Regions from separate parts of the Homo sapiens genome. Here region 2 is linked to region 1. Evidence: read pairs that join two places in POLR2A ChIA-PET (ENCODE). Cell type or tissue: MCF 10A. All regions are shown on one strand. Links, peaks and the distances in the headings refer to the core of each region. The heading gives the core; the rest is flanking DNA. Region 1 has its middle 19 kb from the start of PUM2. Region 2 overlaps WDR35 (WD repeat domain 35).

Region 1 (8,634 bases), core at 411-8,410:
CAAACTTTACTTTCTAGAAAACACTTCATTTTGAAGTGATTTTCAGAGTTGTGTGATTCTTCCAATATTTAATCTTTTAATTTAATTTTTCATAATTTAAATAGAGATGGGGTCCCACTATGTTCCCCAGGCTGATCTCTAACTCCTGGGCTCAAGTGATCCTCCTGCCTTGGCCTCCCAAAGTAACTGGTATTATAGGGGCGAGCCACCACACACAGCCCCATTATTTAATTCTTAATATTATTCCTATATATTTTACATTTATTTCTGAGTATCGGGGTTGCACATTAAAATTGGGGATTTGGAGGCAGGCGGATGACAAAGTCAGAAGATGGAGACCATCCTGACCAACACGGTGAAACCCCGTCTCTACTAAAAATACAAAAATTAGCTGGGTGTGGTGGTGTGTGCCTGTAATCCCAGCTACTTGAGAGGCTGAGGCAGGAGAATCACTTGAACCAGGGAGTCGGAGTTTGCAGTAAGCCGAGATCGTGCCACTGCACTCCAGCCTGGGCGACAGAGTGAGACTCCATCTCAAAAACAAAACAGAAAAAACAAAAACAAAAAACAAAACAAAACAAAACAAAAAAAATTAGAGATTTGGGTGATCTGCCTAAGAAACACAGTTATATTATTTGATTCTTCACTTTAAAAAAGGCATCCAAGTATAAGTCCTTTAAATCAGTCAGACTAATATTTGGTGTGATTCCATTTGTTTGTTTGTGAGACAGGGTCTTGCTCAGTCACTCAGGCTGAAGTGCAGTGGCAGGATCACAGGTCAGTGATTCTCCCACTCAGCTTCTCAAGTAGCTGGGAGGTGTGTGCCACCACTCCTGGATAATTTTTGTTTTGTTTTGTTTTGTTTTGTTTTGTTTTTGTAGAGATGGAGTCTCCCTATGCAACCCAAGCTGGTTTCTAACTTCTGGGCTCAAGTGATCCTCCCACTTCAGCCTCCCCAGTTGCTGGGATTATAGGTATACGCCACTGCCTGGCCCATCTCATTTGTTTTATGCACATGCACACTTGGAAATTTTCTGGAAGGATACAGAAGAAAGTGTTAACGGTTGTTCCTTTGAAAAAAATGAGATTGAGAAGTAAGTGCATCTTTCTGTGGCTGCTGGCATTTCTCCTAGCAAGCATAGTAAAGGAGGCATGTGCCTTTTCTGTGGCTACAGAACAGAAATTTCAGTGACTGCCCCTAGTTTTGTGAATGCAAAGAGATAGAGTATTGGGTATGACATTTTTTCGTAGGAATTGCAGTTGAGGTGGTATATCCTCAAGCCAGCAGCTGGGATAATGACTTTCTTGGCAGGCCAGTTCTGTGGAGTTGTTACAGGGGAGCCATTCCTGGAAGCTCAGCCTTAAGTCTGTTCACCTAGCCCTTGCAACAATTTTGTAATCACCTAACTTTCTGTATGAAGTCTATTTCTACTTAATTTTTTTTTTTTTTTTTGAGACGAAGTTTCACTCTGTCGCCCAGGCTGAAGTGCAGTGGCACAGTCTTGGCTCACTGCAACCTCTGCCTCCTGGGTTCAGGTGATTCTCCTCCCTCAGCCTTCCGAGTAGCTGGGACTACAGGCATGCACCACCATACCCAGCTAATTTTTGTATTTTTAGTAGAGACAGGGTTTCACTATGTTGGCCAGGCTGGTCTCGAACTCCTGACCTCAAGCCATCCTCCCATCTCGGCCTCCCAAAGTGCTGGGATTACAGGCGTGAGCCACCACACCAGCCTATTTCTACTTAACTTGTCTGGAGTTGTCTCCATTGTATGTAACCATACCTTGAACTTACACAAGGAATGGGGGAAAGAGGGGAGACTTATGAATCTCAGAGGAAATCTTCATAGGATGTTGCTAACAGCCTCCTTTGTTTAATTTTCCCCCCATGGATGAGTACTATGCCCGAACCAGATCCTGGTCTCTGTATAGCAATGTTCATCTTTCCTTGTACTGGTTCCTTCTCCACCTCTTTAGCAAGATATCTATGTTTGTGTGTTAGTCAGGACTGTTTGGTTGCAAGTAACAGAAACTGTTAACTCAATCTATTTTAAGACAGATAGATAGATAAACAGTAATATGGTTTGGATGTTTGTCCCCTCCAAATCTCATGTTGAAATGTGACCTCCAATCTTGGAGGTGGGGTATAGTGGAAGGCCCATTGGATCATGGGGGTGAATCTTTCACCAACGGTTTGCTGCCTTCCCCATGGTAATGAGTGAGTTCTTATTATGAGTGAGTCTGTTAGCTCACTTGAGAGCTGGTTGTTTAAAGGAGTCTGGCTCCTCGTCCTCACTCTCTCTTGCTCCCTTTCGCCATATGACATGCCTGTTTCCTCTCCACCTTCTGCCATGACTGTAAGCTTCTTGGGGCCCTTGCCAGAAGCAGATGCCAGCACCACACTTCCTGTACAGCCTGAAGAACATGAGCCAATTAAACCTCTTTTCTTTATAAATTCCTCAGATTCAAGCATTTCTTTATAGAGATGCAAAAACTGGCCTGACACAGACAGCCAGATAGATATTGTATTGGATCACAACCAAACAGCAAGGAGGTTGGGGTAAACCCTTCTTTTCCTTCCTCTCTCCCTCTCTCTTTCTCTCCCAGTCCGCAACTAGCTTTCTCTTTTGGTCTCTCTTTTATGCAAATTTGTGTATGTTAGCGTTCCTCTCTTAGGCTGGCTCTCTCCCACAAAAGTATAATGATGACTACTGGGAGCTCTTGGCTCAGATCATTACAGTTTGTAAGACAGAGAAGAGGGGCTTTCCTCTCCCAACTTCAGTTTGAAAAAAATCCTGTGGAATTATTCCACTTGAATTAACTTGGTTTATGTGCTTGTCTTTTGGATAAATCCTTATGTCATGAGGGTGGCTTAGCTTGATTCAAGCAGGGTCTGTTACTGAAAAAGGCTAAATGATGCTTAAAAAAGTAAATGACCACTACAATGTGTCCCTCGACTGCTCAATGTATACATGACTCTATTTTTATATACAGTGAGTCCTCACTTAAAGTTGTTAATAAGTTCTTGGAAACTGTGACTTTAAGCAAAAAGTATGATTATAGCAATGCAGGAATGGCTAATTTTTTTAAAAAAGTATAATGAAACCAATCTTCTTTTCTCATCAATATTATAACAAAAAGGCATTGAAGGAAACTACATTATTCTGGGACTCACTGTACAACAATTCACTTAAAGTCCCAGTTTCCAAGAGCCCATCGAAGATGTTAAATTAGAACTTCTTGCAATTTTTTTTTTTTTTTTTGAGACAGAGTCTTGCTCTGTCACCCAGGCTGGAGTGCAGTGGTGTGATCTCGGCTCTGCAACCTCCTCCTCCCAGGTTTAAACAATTCTCGTGCCTCAGCCTCCTGAGTAGCTGGGCTTACAGGTGCACACCACCACACCCAGCTACTTTTTGTATTTTTAGTGGAGATGGGGTTTCACCATGTTGGCTAGGCTGGTCTCAAACTCCTGACCTCAAGTGATCCCCCACCTCAGCCTCCCAAAGTGCTAGGATTACAGGCGTGAGATGTTTAAACTGGTTTTCTGGAAAAAAAAAAAAAAAAGAAAAGAAAAGAAAAAAAAAGTCCTGGTTTATAGCATTTGCCAATTTCTGTTATATAATTACTCCCAGCATGGCTAATTTCAAGCTACCAGCAGCTTAACAACTGGCTTGCAAAATTCCTGGAAATTTAACATTTGGCTCTCAAGCTCTCGTTCCACTGTCCCATCCCATACTAGCCCAGGGTTTGGTCTTACGTCAATTCATGTGGCAATAGCACATTTGAAACAAGCAGAGACTTGAAAAGCACTTGCACATAGGAGCTTACCCTCTCGCTGCACCTGGAACTCTGTTATCAACCATGAGAATGAGCCGGATGACTGAGCTGAACAGTGAGAGACACATGACCCAGTTGTTAGGGAAGCAGGAGCCTGGGAGAGCCACAGTAACCATCATTTTAAGTTCAAACTCCATCTTGAAACTTGAAAGGCACATTCCTTGCCAGCCACAACTCGTCATCCTAAGATGTTTATAGTTGAGGAAAACCTACAAGGACATACTCCTACAATAGCAGAAAGTTCAGAAGTCCCAATTCCCATAACAATATATGCTTTCAAGATAATAATAGTTTTGTTTTGATGTACTCACATACTAAAATGTCAAGAATAGTTTTCTTTAAATGAATAGAATAATAAATGTCACGCTCTCTGCTCACCAGCACATAGGCATAGCTGAGTTTAGTTTTTGCATAGACAGGACCCCTATATAAGAAAAACTTGTCCCTGTCTCAAAAAAAAAGTCCAAACAGTTAGAAGGTGTAATCTGATAACCCACAATCATTGTATCAGTAATCTATTGCCACAATAATGCTGTATAACAAGTCATCTCAAACTCAGTACCTTGAAACAACAATCACACTTGCACGCCCAGAGGTAGTTGGAGTTCAGCAGCTCTGCCCTTGCCTTGACCGCTTTACATTGCAGGTTTTCAGTTAACTGGGGCAGCTCTGCTCCACGGTCTCTCATTCTGAGACCAACAAGCTAACCCCCCCGATATGTTCCTCACAGAGCAAAAGCACGAGAGGACACACAGGAACTCACAACTTGTCCTGAGACGAGGTCACTGTATTAACTATGTTTTCCTATTTTCTGTATCTTGATGCTCTGGCATTTGGAAGCTTTCCAGACGCATGGAAAGTGCCCTTCTCCGGGTTGGCTAATTCTTAAAGATGGGAAATAACTGACTCAGACACCTCCTCTCACATGCAAGCCAACCACCCGCCTTTATCGAACTCTCCTATACCAGCCCCAAAGATAAAGGGAAAAACTATTTCTGGGAGGAAAAAGATCAGACAGTATGAATATTCATACCAGAAAAGCACATCAGGGTCATTACACCCAAGACCGGTCGAACAAATCCTTTTCACCCATTAATCAAGATTTTGTTAAGAAAAAAACAACAGTGATTTTTTACTGTCCACTCAACTGGATTCCAGAGAGAAAGAGACTGGGATTTTGTCTCATAAGAATTTTTTACCCTTCTGCTGACTTGTCAGGTCCTGGTTTCCCTTGACTGCAGCTTCCAGAAGAGCAGAGTTTTGGTATCCTGTTCACAGCACCAAAACTATAGAGGCCAAGGAAAAACTTCTTCACTCTCTGAACATTTGTTGAAAAATCAACTGACAAAAGGCAGATTAATAGGAGAAAAGGCATACAAGTATACTAACGTGTGCAGGAGAGAACCACAAAGTGATTACTTCACCCCTTAATAGGGTAGAGAAACTTTTTTTTTTTTTGAGGCAGGATCTGGTTCTGTCATCTAGGTTAGAATGCAGTGATGCGATCTCAGCTCACTGCAAACTCTGCCTCCTGGGCTTAAGCCATCCTCCTACTTCAGTCTCCCAAGTAACTGAGACTACAGGTACACTCCACCACCCAGCTAATTTTTGTATTTTTAACAATTAAAACAATTTAAATGATGGGGTTTCACCGTGTTGCCCAGGCTTGTCTTGATGTCCTGAGCTCAAGAGATCTGCCCGCCTTGACCTCCCAAAGTGCTGGGAATACAGGCATGAGCCACCACACTCAGCCCAGAAATGTATATACTCTTTTTCATAGTGGAAGGAGGAGATGGAGAATGTAGACAATTCTTTTGAGGGGCAGTAAATGATTATTAGGGAGAATGAATGGATCAGGGAAATAGAAATTAACTTGTAAATGAATCACTTCTGGAATTTGAATAAGCCTGAGAGGCAAGCAATACCTTGCAAAAAAGTCCATCCAGGTGCGGTAGTGTTCTTTATTCATCTTTTCTGAAACAGATAATGAGGTAACAGGAGGGGATAGAAGGCAATTGTATTTCATTTGGTAAGATTTTACTTAATTTACTTAATTAAGAAATTAAGTAAATTAAATAAATAATAGTCAGATAAGAAAATTCTTATCTCCCCTTGGGAGCTGCCACATGGTATTGGGCCTGTGGGTGTGCAGAAGACAAGAATTGAGGTTTGGGAACCTCTGCCTAGATTTCAGAGGATGCATGGAAACACCTGGATGTCCAGGCAGAAGTTTGCTGCAGGGGTAGAGCCCTCATAGAGAACCTCTGGTAGGGCAGTACAGAAGGGAAATGCAGGGTTAGAGCCCTCACGCAGAGTCCCCACTGGGGCACTGCCTAATGGAGTTATGAGAAGAGGGCCACCGACCTCCAGACCCCAGAATGGTAGATTCACTGACAGCTTGCACTATACACCTGGAAAAGCTGCAGGCACTCAATGCGAGCACATGAAAGGAGCTAGAAGGGACCGTGTACCCTGCAAAGCCACAGAGGCAGAGCTATCCAAGGCTGTGGGAGCTCACCCCTTGCATCAGCATGACCTGGATGTGAGACATGGACTCAAAGGAGATCATTTTGGAACTTTAAGGTTTAACGACTGCCCTATTGGATTTTGGACTTTCATGGGGCCTGTAGCCCCTTTGTTTTGGCCAATTTCTCCCTTTTGAAATGGGGGTATTAACCCAATGCCTATACCTCCATTGTATCTAGGAAGTAATTAACTTACTTTTGATTTTACAGGCTCACAGGTGGAAGGGACTTGCCTTGCCTCAGATAAGACTTTGGACTTAGACTTTTGGGTTAATGCTGGAATGAGCTAAGACTTTGGGGGACTGTTGGAAAGTCATAAGTGTGTTTTGAAATCTGAGGACATGAGATTTAGGAGGGACCAGAGGTGGAATTATATGGTTTGGATGTAACCCCACCTAAATCCCATCTTGAATTGTAGTTCCTGTAGCCCCGACATGTCATAGGAGGGACCAAGTGGGAGGTGATTGTATAATGGGGCGATTCCCCCATGCTGTTCTCATGATAGTGAATGAGCTCTCATGAGATCTGATGGTTTTATAAGGGGCTTTTCCCCCTATGCATAGCACTCCTTTTTCCTGCTGCCCTGTGAAGAAGGTACCTTTCTCCCCTTCACCTTCTGCTATGATTGTAAGTTTCCTGAGGCCTTCCCAGCCATCAGAACTGGGAGTTAATTAAACCTCTTATCTTTATAAATCACCCAGTCTCAGGTATTCTTCATAGCAGTATGGGAACAGACTAATACAGGGCCCTTGTGGTCCATATCCCCACAACCTTCAGCTTCTAGTACAGTCCCTTTAGGGCCTCAAATGGTATTTGACACATAGCACATATTCAATCTATGTTTGTCAAATGACTGGAGGACTCTGAAAGTGAGGCCTGCTTACTTGTAGCTGCTGGTTTCATGACTAAACATTTTTACTAAACTGGCCAGAAGCTTGACATCACTCCTGTCAGACTGGTTTGGGTGACTTCATTTCACAGAGCCCACATTCCTCAAAACAGCATCCTCACAGCGTCATCCCTCAAAACAATACCAGCACCTCAAAATAGCATTTCACAGGGTCATCCACTCAAAACACCTCAGCATCATCTCTCAAAACAACATCACACAGCGTCCTCTTTCCCACAGCTCAACCCTGCTTTCCTGGGGCAGCCACCAGATGTAGTAAGGACCCAAACAATGGGAGATAGCACTGCATGGGAGCAGGGACTTCCTCCACTGCATCTTCTCAGAGGGTCTGGAGGAAGCGCCTATCAAAGCTCCTTTCCCAGAGGTGCTTAGGCAAGAGTGAGCAGACACCTTCCTGTGATAAGTCCGCTCATTCATTCCACACCTATTTCTTTTTGTTGTTTTTTTTTCATTAAAAAATTAGAGACAGGGTCCTCTGTGTTACCTCAGCTGGTCTTGAACTCCCGGGATCAAGACATCCTCCTGCCTCAGCCTCCCAAAGTGCTGGGATTACAGGCATGAGCCACCCTGCCCAGCCCCACACCTGTTTCTTAAGGGCTTACCCCATATCAGGCACTGTTCTAGAAGCTGAGGTAAGCCATGAACAGAACAAACTCCCTGGTCTCAGGGAGCTTACACTCTAGTGCAGGAAGACAGACAATAAACAAATAATATTTCAGGCAGTGATAAGTGCTCTGAAGAAAAGCCAATCAGAGTAAGGAGGCACAGAATGGCTAGGAAGAATATGAATGTGTGTTATCCAAGAAAGAGTTTTTAGAGGAGGGGTTCCTGATACAATGAATTTGAGCAGAAACCTGAAGGAAGTGAGGAAGTGATGTCTGTGTGTATCTGGGAGAAAATGGTCCAGGCAGAGGAATTAAAAACACAAAGACCCTGAAGTAAGTGTGTCTGGTGTGTTTGAGGAACAGCAAAGCATCCAGTGTGGCTCAAGTGAGGGTGAGAGGGGTAGGCGATTTGAGAGGCAGCATGGAGCCAGGTCATGAAGATATGGTAGAGATTTTGGATTTTTCCCAAGTAGCACGAGGATCAATTAAAGGGTTCTTAGCAGAGAAGTGACATGATCCAATTTGAGTTATAAAAGGAACACACTGGCTGGCTACAAACTAAACTAGATTTGGCCAAGTGTGGGAGCAGGGAGACAGGAGGCTTTGCAGTAACCCAGCTGAGAGATGATGGTAGCGTGGACCACAGTTGTGGTGGAAGTACCTGGAAATTCACAGAATCTGGAGATATATCTCAAAGGCAGATTTTCTGATGACTTATATGTAAGGCTTTAGAGACAGATGAAAGTCAAAGATGACTC
Region 2 (8,634 bases), core at 237-8,236, 460 kb after region 1:
TGCACGCTCCACGAGGTCAACTTTTTTAGATCTCACATATGAGTGAGAACATGTGATATTTGTCAGAAACATCTATTTTAGAAATCACTTATGTATCTGTGTTTCTAAAGATTTGTAGTTTTCTTCTTGCTGGCTCTAAAGGTTTATTTTTCAGTTTATTCCTAGTTTTGTTGTCATTAATGAGGTTGTAAATTTTTTTTCTAATTGGTTATTAGTTATATATAAAAATTATTTTTATGTTTATTTTATAACTGACCTTCATTTAGTTTTAACTAATATGTGACATAAATTATACACTGTTTAAAATAGCTGTATCATATTCAATTTATACACCATTTCTAGACTTAAAAGAACAATTAGATCTTTAACTTGAGATGCTTCACCTACTAGGTGAAGATCTCTATATGCCTCATTTTTTTTTTTTTTGTCAGTGGTAAGACGATCTGAAACAATGTATGACCTGTAAATTATTACCCTTGAACCTATCATGCTTTGGATATGAAATTAGAGGATATTGTTTATTGTAACTGAGTGATTACATTTTATATACATTTTTTCTACTACACTTTGTTGTAAATACTTGACCCCAGAACCAGTTTATAGGATTCTGATTGTAAAACACATGAATATATTGTTTAAACTGGTTTTATGAAGTTTTTGATATACTATAACAAAGTATTTTTAAGATTCCAAGGTCTAGAGAAGAAAAAGATACAAATTGGTTATAAATCTAATATTAAATCTTAATATTAAATCTAATATTAAGTCTGCTTTTTTTATTATACTTTAAGTTCTGGGGTACATGTACAGAACGTGCAGGCTTGTTACATAGGTATACATGTGCCATGGTGGTTTGCTGCACCCATCAACCGTCATCTACATTAGGTATTTCTCCTAATGCTATCCCTCCCCTAGCCCCCCACCCCCAACAGGCCCAAGAATACAGTGCATTTTAAAGAAAGATTTTTTCATCTCCAGTATAATTGCAAATAAGATGTTGTAACTTGAATTGTCTCAACTGACAACTTGGAGACTCATTTTCACTTTTTCACAAAATCCTATTGTTTCAGTGAGACAAATGACAAAAGCAGTAATACAAAAGCAATAATCTGTCCAAAGAAACACAGAGAAAAGAACATATTATTTTATACTGTTTTGCTTATATTGTTTTGCTTTTTTTTTAACAAAAGGAAACATGGTATTATCTTGCAGTTTATGACTAACATAGTATAATACTCATTTGCTTTTTATGAAGTGCCACAGAAATTTCTAACATAAATTGAAGAAAATGTGGATGTTTTGACACCAAAATTTTGTGTGTGTGTGTGTATTTCTGAGCTGGCACAGCCATGTGCAGCATTTGGTGGTGGTTCTTTTCATAGGATGAGCTGTTAGCCAGCTTCACAGAACCTTGGATATCATGTAGCCTAGTTCCTCCTCTTGGTGCTCCCATCTCTCAACACTGTTTGCTTTCAGTTCGTTCATGCAAGTTCAATGAAATCACCTTAACTTAGATTCTTCTTTTGCATGTTCATGATATCATAATAATTATTTTAAAAAACCCCAATTGCCCTGTTTTTCTTAGCTCTTCACCTGAAAGACTATGAAGACATCATCCCTCCTGTGGAGATCTACTCTCTGCTAGCACTCTGCGCATGCGCCAGCAGAGCCTTTGGGACTTGTTCAAAAGCTTTCATTAAACTTAAATCTTTAGAGACCCTCAGTTCAGAACAGAAACAGCAGTATGAAGACCTTGCTTTAGAAATCTTCACCAAACATACTTCAAAAGATAACAGAAAACCTGAATTGGACAGCCTTATGGAAGGGTAGGCTAATTTTAATTAGTGGATGCCATTCTATCTTATTAGAAGCTTGGATTTCTAGATGTACAATGTTTAATGTAGGAATTAAAGCACTGAATTTTGAAGCAATTCACATTAACATTATACCCTATTTTATTTATTTTTACAAGTGTATTCATGCTTTATTTTGTCATTGTAAGAAAGGTTTTTTCTTGAAATAACTTTTTTAAATGAAAGTATTTGATGTTCATCTCAGAAGTTTTATTCTTTAGGTTTTTTTTAAGTGTATTAAATAAAGTTAGACTAATGAGAAGTTTTAAAGTATAATGAATTGTTTCTCCCCGTTTTACAGTGGAGAAGGGAAACTGCCAACATGCGTTGCCACAGGAAGCCCAATCACTGAGTATCAATTCTGGATGTGCAGTGTATGCAAACACGGTGTCCTTGCTCAGGAAATAAGCCACTACAGCTTCTGCCCCTTATGCCATAGTCCAGTGGGATAAAGGAATGATAAACTGTATATAACTGTAAAATATATGTAGCATATATACATGGCTATATGCTGTATATGTAATAAGGTTTATTTCTGTGAGTTTTGTATGAAAATCAGCCTCATTATTTATAGTTGAATTTTTGCACAAAATATATGTTAATAAAATAATTTTTATGGCAATACAACTGTGAAATAATAAGGCCGATTTTCATATAAATGTATGAAAATCAACCATGTTTTCTCTCACCCTCTCTCTTTTGTTTATCTTGTTTTTGGTTACATGATACCATGGAAATATTCCAAATAAATTTTTTTCTCACAGTGTCAAGGTAACTGAATTCATTAAAAAATCTTGAAGGGAGTAGGGAGTGGGGGAAGCATGGGAGTGGGGCAAAGTTGAATTTAGAGAATTTTTATAACCCATGTTACAAGGAAGTTAAACAATTGTAATAATGAAATGAGCTTTCTCTATAGCCATATTTAATTAAATAAGTGTCGAATGTCTTCTTTATTGTATTTTCAGAAGTGAGGCGATGGCATTTTAAGACATTTTTTACAATCTGAATTGTTTCTAATAGCCCTATTCTTCTATTTTAAAACCTGTCCTTTTAGTCTCATTTAAGAGATGGCATTTGGAATTTACACTTTCATATGATTGTGCAGAAAACTTGCCTCTATTTATAATGAAGATAACTTAAACAGAAATATCCATTTTGTAGTTATAGCTTCTGTTGAAACATTGTCACTAAGTTGGACCGTTTATTTACACAAGTATTGTTGAGGGAGTGATTTTTTCTTGATATGCGTCTGTTTTCATTTATTATTAATTTGAAAGATAAACAGTTGTGATCCATAATGGATCATTTCTTATGTCTTTTACATAGCTAATAATGTTCTCTGTTTATTTCTCATGAATTCCCATTTTGTGGCTAAAGACCAGACCTTTGCACTATTTCATCAAGATTATTTTATTGAGGTTTGGCTTACATATAGTAGAGGCAATACATAGAGATACGCAACTTTGTTTTTGCAGCTACAATACACTTTCTCAATCTCATATGTTTTTGTCTTGTAGAGACAGAGACAAGTTCAGCATGTTGCAGATTGGGAATAGTGAGCTATGAGAAGAGATTTAGAGCCTAGATGAGCTTAGGATAGAGAGTGGGCTCATTGGCCTAAATAAAAAGAGAAGACCAGAAGTCTTTGAGGTCTCTGTCTCTATTCATGCGCCTCGTGGAAAATTACCTTGGTACAATGGTAGCCTCTAAATAGACTGCCTCGCAAGCTATTCCAGAGGTCATGGAACAGAAAGCCTTATAAACCAAATAAAAATTCTCAAAATACATTGGTTTATTGAACCAATTTGCAATACACAGTGAGGAACAAGGAGAAAGCAATGATAGATTAACACTGTTAGTGTAACGTGCCAGTGGAGTGGAAAGACCGCAACACCTGAATCCTGGGTTTTGTAATGTTTTTATGTCCTGACTCACATTCTGTCACATACGCTTTCCCCTAATAGTCGGGTTACAAAAAGGACCAGAGTGGCCGCTTGAGCCAGATGACTCAATCAGATGAAATGTGCCTGAGGCCAACGATGTACACTTGCTCTATAGAAGGGTGTCAGGGGCAAGTACACTTCACCACAGCAATAGCTTGCCTATTAGTCTGCTGAGCAGTCATGAATTTTATTGTATTTCTTGGGTAAGGACAGGCCAGAATGAGTGTCACCAGTGGGTAATTGAATCAACTTCTCACACATACTGAAGGCTTTATATGTCTCATGCATACTTAGTGTATCATGAATATTTGGTATCTTTGTGGCTTTTCATATTTTTAGTGCTTCATGAATATTTGGTATCTCTTGCTCCTTTCTATCTGTGGTCACACATACACGCTCTATTAACTTTGCCTAATAAGTCTCCTAGGTTACTAACTTACTTACCTAAATGTAACACAATGAATTCCAGCTTTCTCATTTGTTCTATACCAGAATGGGAAATTTCCCCAAATCAGAAAATCACATCCTAACAAAGAAGTCTGTCTAAGACAGTACATCTCCTGTTGAACTTGCATCTTTCCACAGGACTTTCTGTTTTTAGGGATGAGACTATTCTCTGCTTCATCAAGGAAAGAGAAATGTTCAGGGTTGTAGGGATGGCACACTTATTAGTTCTGCCTGTCTGAAAGGTTCCTGCAGGACAGTTTGGTCAGAGCTGCAATTCTTAGTCCATGGTCTAATGCTTGAGTATCTCTTCTTTCCCTTTCCTGTCTCAGGAATCAGCTGAGAATTCATTCGATTGTCATGCCTCTAGCCCCTTACTGTGATTTGTTGGTTGCACTTTCATTTGCTTTAGTTCTAGAATCACCTGTTGACTCCTCAGACTTCACCTAACTTTGGAAACTCTCTTTTGGAGGCTTCTCATTTCCCCCTAATTCTGTGCTGCCTGAGCCCTAGAATTTTCCCACCAACGAATTATTCCAGGTAGATCCTAAGTTGCTGGATCTAGTTGATATTTAAACAATATCTAGTTGATATTTCTCATTCAGTTGGATCCAGAAACCAGTATCTCTAAAAACAACCTCTCATACCTTGTGGACCTAATTTTGTGTGCGTGTGTGTGTGCGCGCATATGTATATAGACAGGCACATCTTTTTTACTTTTGTAAAAGCTTATGCCTCTTTGGTATCTATATCTGTGAAAGTTTTAATGATCTGCCATAATGTCTTGGGGACCTTTGTCTTCTGTGTAAATGGTACTAGAGAAAACACCTATATTATGAGTCAATCTAGTTGGTTTTATTCGACATGAAGGAAATTTCCAGATAACAACACTAACAAACTCTCCCTTGACTAGGGGGACAAAGAAAAGCAAAACTGACCATAAAAAACAATTACCTGGTGAGAAGTTGCATAAACAGAATTAGGTAGTATATTGAAGACAGCATCATTAAACAGTTATGTTGTTCTCCTTGCAAAAAACATGTACTGACTTCCCGTTGAGTAATGCCAAGTTGTTTTTTTTATTATAAAACTTGCCCTTCATTACATGTTTCAAAGTGGTGTGGTGGGCCAAAATATTGAAATGATGGAACTGACTGATAAAGCTGTACAAATAAGCAGTGTGCCTAACAAGCAACACAGTAATGTTGACATGCTTAATTCACAAATGCTAATTTCATTATAAATTGTTTTGCTAAAATACACTTTGAAACTATTTTTCTGTATTCCAAGAGCTGAGATCTTAGATTTTATGTAGTATTAAGTGAAAAAATACGAAAATAATAAACATTGAAGAAAAAAATAACTTGTGTTTATTCCACGTTTTCTTTATCTATAACTTACGGAGAACACGGTGTTTGCTGTGTCTTCATTTAAGTATTCTGATGGGGGTTGGTTAGGAGGGTATTGGGCTCCAGAGTGGAGAAGGGGAAAAGGGAGCAGGAGGTACAATAGATATACAATACCACTTTTGCTACCAAACAAGGGGGGAAAAACCCCAACAACCTTCCAGAGGCACTAGGCAAATGTCAGATATTGGAGGTTGCTGTGAGCTACTCCTTAATGGTCATGCTGAGTTCTCATTTAGGAACGAAGGAAATTATGTCCTACTAGACCTATAAGAGAAAATAAAGAATACTACATTTGATAATGTAGCTCCAAGATTTTCTACTCAGTTTCAAAATGAAAATAGGAATATTGTATTGCCTCTACTGTCTATTTTAAAGACCATTTTCTCAATTCATTTTTTTCTCTAAGAAACTAATATTTACTGGTTTTTTTTTTTTTGAATATAAAAAGCAGGCCAGGCGCAGTGGCTCACGCCTATAATCCCAGCACTTTGGGAGGCTGAGGCGGGCGGATCACGACGTCAGGAGATTGAGACCATCCTGGCTAACGTGGTGAAACCCCGTCTCTACTAAAAATACAAAAAATTAGCTGGGCGTGGTGGCGGACGCCTGTAGTCCCAGCTACTTGGGAGGCTGAGGCAGGAGAATGGCATGAACCCGGGAGGCAGAGCTTGCAGTGAGCCAAGATAGTGCCACTGCACTCCAGCCTGGGCGACAGAGCAAGACTCCGTCTCAAAAAATAATAATAATTAAAAAAAAAAGCAAAAATGTTCATGGCAGAAATTTTCAAAAATACATAACGGTATAGATGAGAAAGTAAAATTAGTTGATCTTTATAAATAAAATATTTTAGTTGAATGTAAGAGATGAAAAAAACTGAAGTGACACTGAAGGAATTTGTATAATTGGTTTCTTCGTACCAAAATCAGTATTTGTTCTTAAGAGATTTCTTTAAAATTAAAAGAAAGTAGACATTAAAAGGCTTTGGGAAGCCAAGGCAGGCGGATCACAAGGTCGGGAGTTTGAGACCAGCCTGGCCAATATGGTGAAACCCTGTCTCTACTAAAAATACTAAAATTAGGCAGGCATGGTGGCGGGTTCCTGTAGCCCCAGCTACCTGGGAGGCTGAGGCGGGAGAATCGCTTGAACCTGGGAGGCGGAGGTTGCAGTGAGCCAAGATTGTGCCACTACACTCCAGCCTGGGTGACAAAGCAAGACTCTGTCTAAACAAAAAAACAAAACAAAATTATTTAGCTAATTTATTGTTTGGCAGTTTAAATTTCTAGGTAGTAAAATTGAGAGAGATTTAGAAAAAATGAGATGCTTCTACACACTACAATGGCTAAAATTGACAAGAGAAATAGTGAGGGTATAGAACAGCTGAAACCCTCATACATTGCTGATGGAAATGCAAAACAGTACACTCACTTGGGAAAAGTTTGGAAGTTTCTTCTAAATTTAAATATACACTTAACATAGAACCCAGAAATCTCACTCTTAGGAATTTACCCAGAAGAAATCAAAACACATTTACAGGAAGACTTGAATGCAAATGTACGTAAGTTTTATTTATAGTAGACAGAAACTGGAAAGAAACCAAATATCCATTAATATGTGAATGTATAAACAAATTGTGGACTATCCACACAATGAAATACTACTCAGCAATAAAAAGGAATGAACTGACACAAGTAACAACATAGATGAATCTTAAAAGCATTGTGCTACGTGCAAGAAGCCAGATATAGAAGACAGCATACTGTATGATGTTATTTATATGAAATTCCAGAAAAGACAAAATCATAGAAAGTAGTGCCTGAGATCAGGGAGAAGGGTAGGTGATTGACTTCAAAGGTATACAAAGGAGCATTGTGGGATGATAGAAATGTTCCATATCTTGGTTTTGGTGATGATTACATGACTCCACATTTGTTAAAACTCATCAAATTGCCCATTTAACATTGGTAGTTTTATTTTTTTAATAAGAGATTTCTATTTTAGTTGAATTTAACAGAAGAAAAAGAAACTGAGGTGAGACTGAATAAATTGCTGTATTATGTCTTTATGCTGAGAGATATCAGCTCCTAAGAGATTTCTCTAAAGTTAAAAGAAATTAATGTCAATGATACCTCCAGCTGATTGAAGTCCACCCTTTCCACACTGATGTGCAATTATATGGGAAAAAAATCAAGTCCATATATGTAGGTAACAATTTCTGATTTCTTTTTCTGTTCCATTGATCTGTTTGTCTTTCTTTGGCCCAAAGCAGAATGTCTCAGTTATTATAGTTTTTAAAATAGGTCCTGCTATCTGGTACAAGTCCTCCTTTGTTTTTCTTCTTCAAAAATGTTTTGTCACTCTCAGTCCTTTGCACTTCTTTTCTACATATACAACTATATAACCATGTTTAATGACTGCTTTTTTTAAAAAAAATACTTCTCAATTGTCATGTCTTTCATTTCTTTTTATCATCTTATTGCACTGGCTAGGATACCCAATACAATGCTGAATAATTAAAGTGATGATACTGGGCATTCTTGTCTTATTCTTAATCTCAAAGGAAATTTTTCAATATTTTAAGAAATCATTGCTTATTATATTTTCTGTAGACATTTTGTCGGTAGGTTTTAATAAGTATGTCTTCTTGTCCTAGTTTGCTAAGGAGTTGAATTTTATTAACTGCATTTTCTACATCTGTTGAGATTTTTCTTCAATTTGTTGATGTGGTGAGTTAAGTACTACAAGCAAGAATACTTGATAATGCTAAAAACTGCTATTCACAGTGACAATGTAACATGTAAGAGTATCTGTAGACATAGATATAACACCTAATATCTATGCTCGTAGCAACCACCTTTATAAAGCAGAAACTGCAGTGGATGCAACAAAATCAATAGAAATACAGTAATAATGACTTCAATGCAATGTTGTTGCAACGATCTTTTTACAGAAAACACACTTGCCACTTGATTTTTCCATATTTTTTAT

The links. ChIA-PET counts read pairs that join two places held together with the same protein. Peaks named below come from ENCODE experiments on the same cell type or tissue, not always from the same donor. Only the 100,000 strongest peaks of a DNase experiment are listed, where the experiment ranks them.
Region 2: POLR2A ChIA-PET joins it to region 1 with 5 read pairs; 2 of 35 experiments call an interaction of 5 or more read pairs at or near these places.

Annotation. Positions count from the first base shown.
Region 1 is chr2:20,365,587-20,374,220 of GRCh38, reverse strand. No RefSeq gene overlaps it. Among named protein-coding and RNA genes, the nearest start is that of PUM2, 19 kb to the right of the region's middle. In MCF 10A, for the core only: no CTCF peak of the experiment used is centred there; a DNase peak (open chromatin) is centred at 3,810.
Region 2 is chr2:19,907,229-19,915,862 of GRCh38, reverse strand. It overlaps WDR35 (WD repeat domain 35), which reads left to right. Exons shown (of 27, transcript NM_020779.4): 26 at 1,586-1,826; 27 at 2,155-5,600. The coding sequence ends at 2,305. Among named protein-coding and RNA genes, the nearest start is that of TTC32, 9.6 kb to the right of the region's middle. In MCF 10A, for the core only: no CTCF peak of the experiment used is centred there; a DNase peak (open chromatin) is centred at 3,862.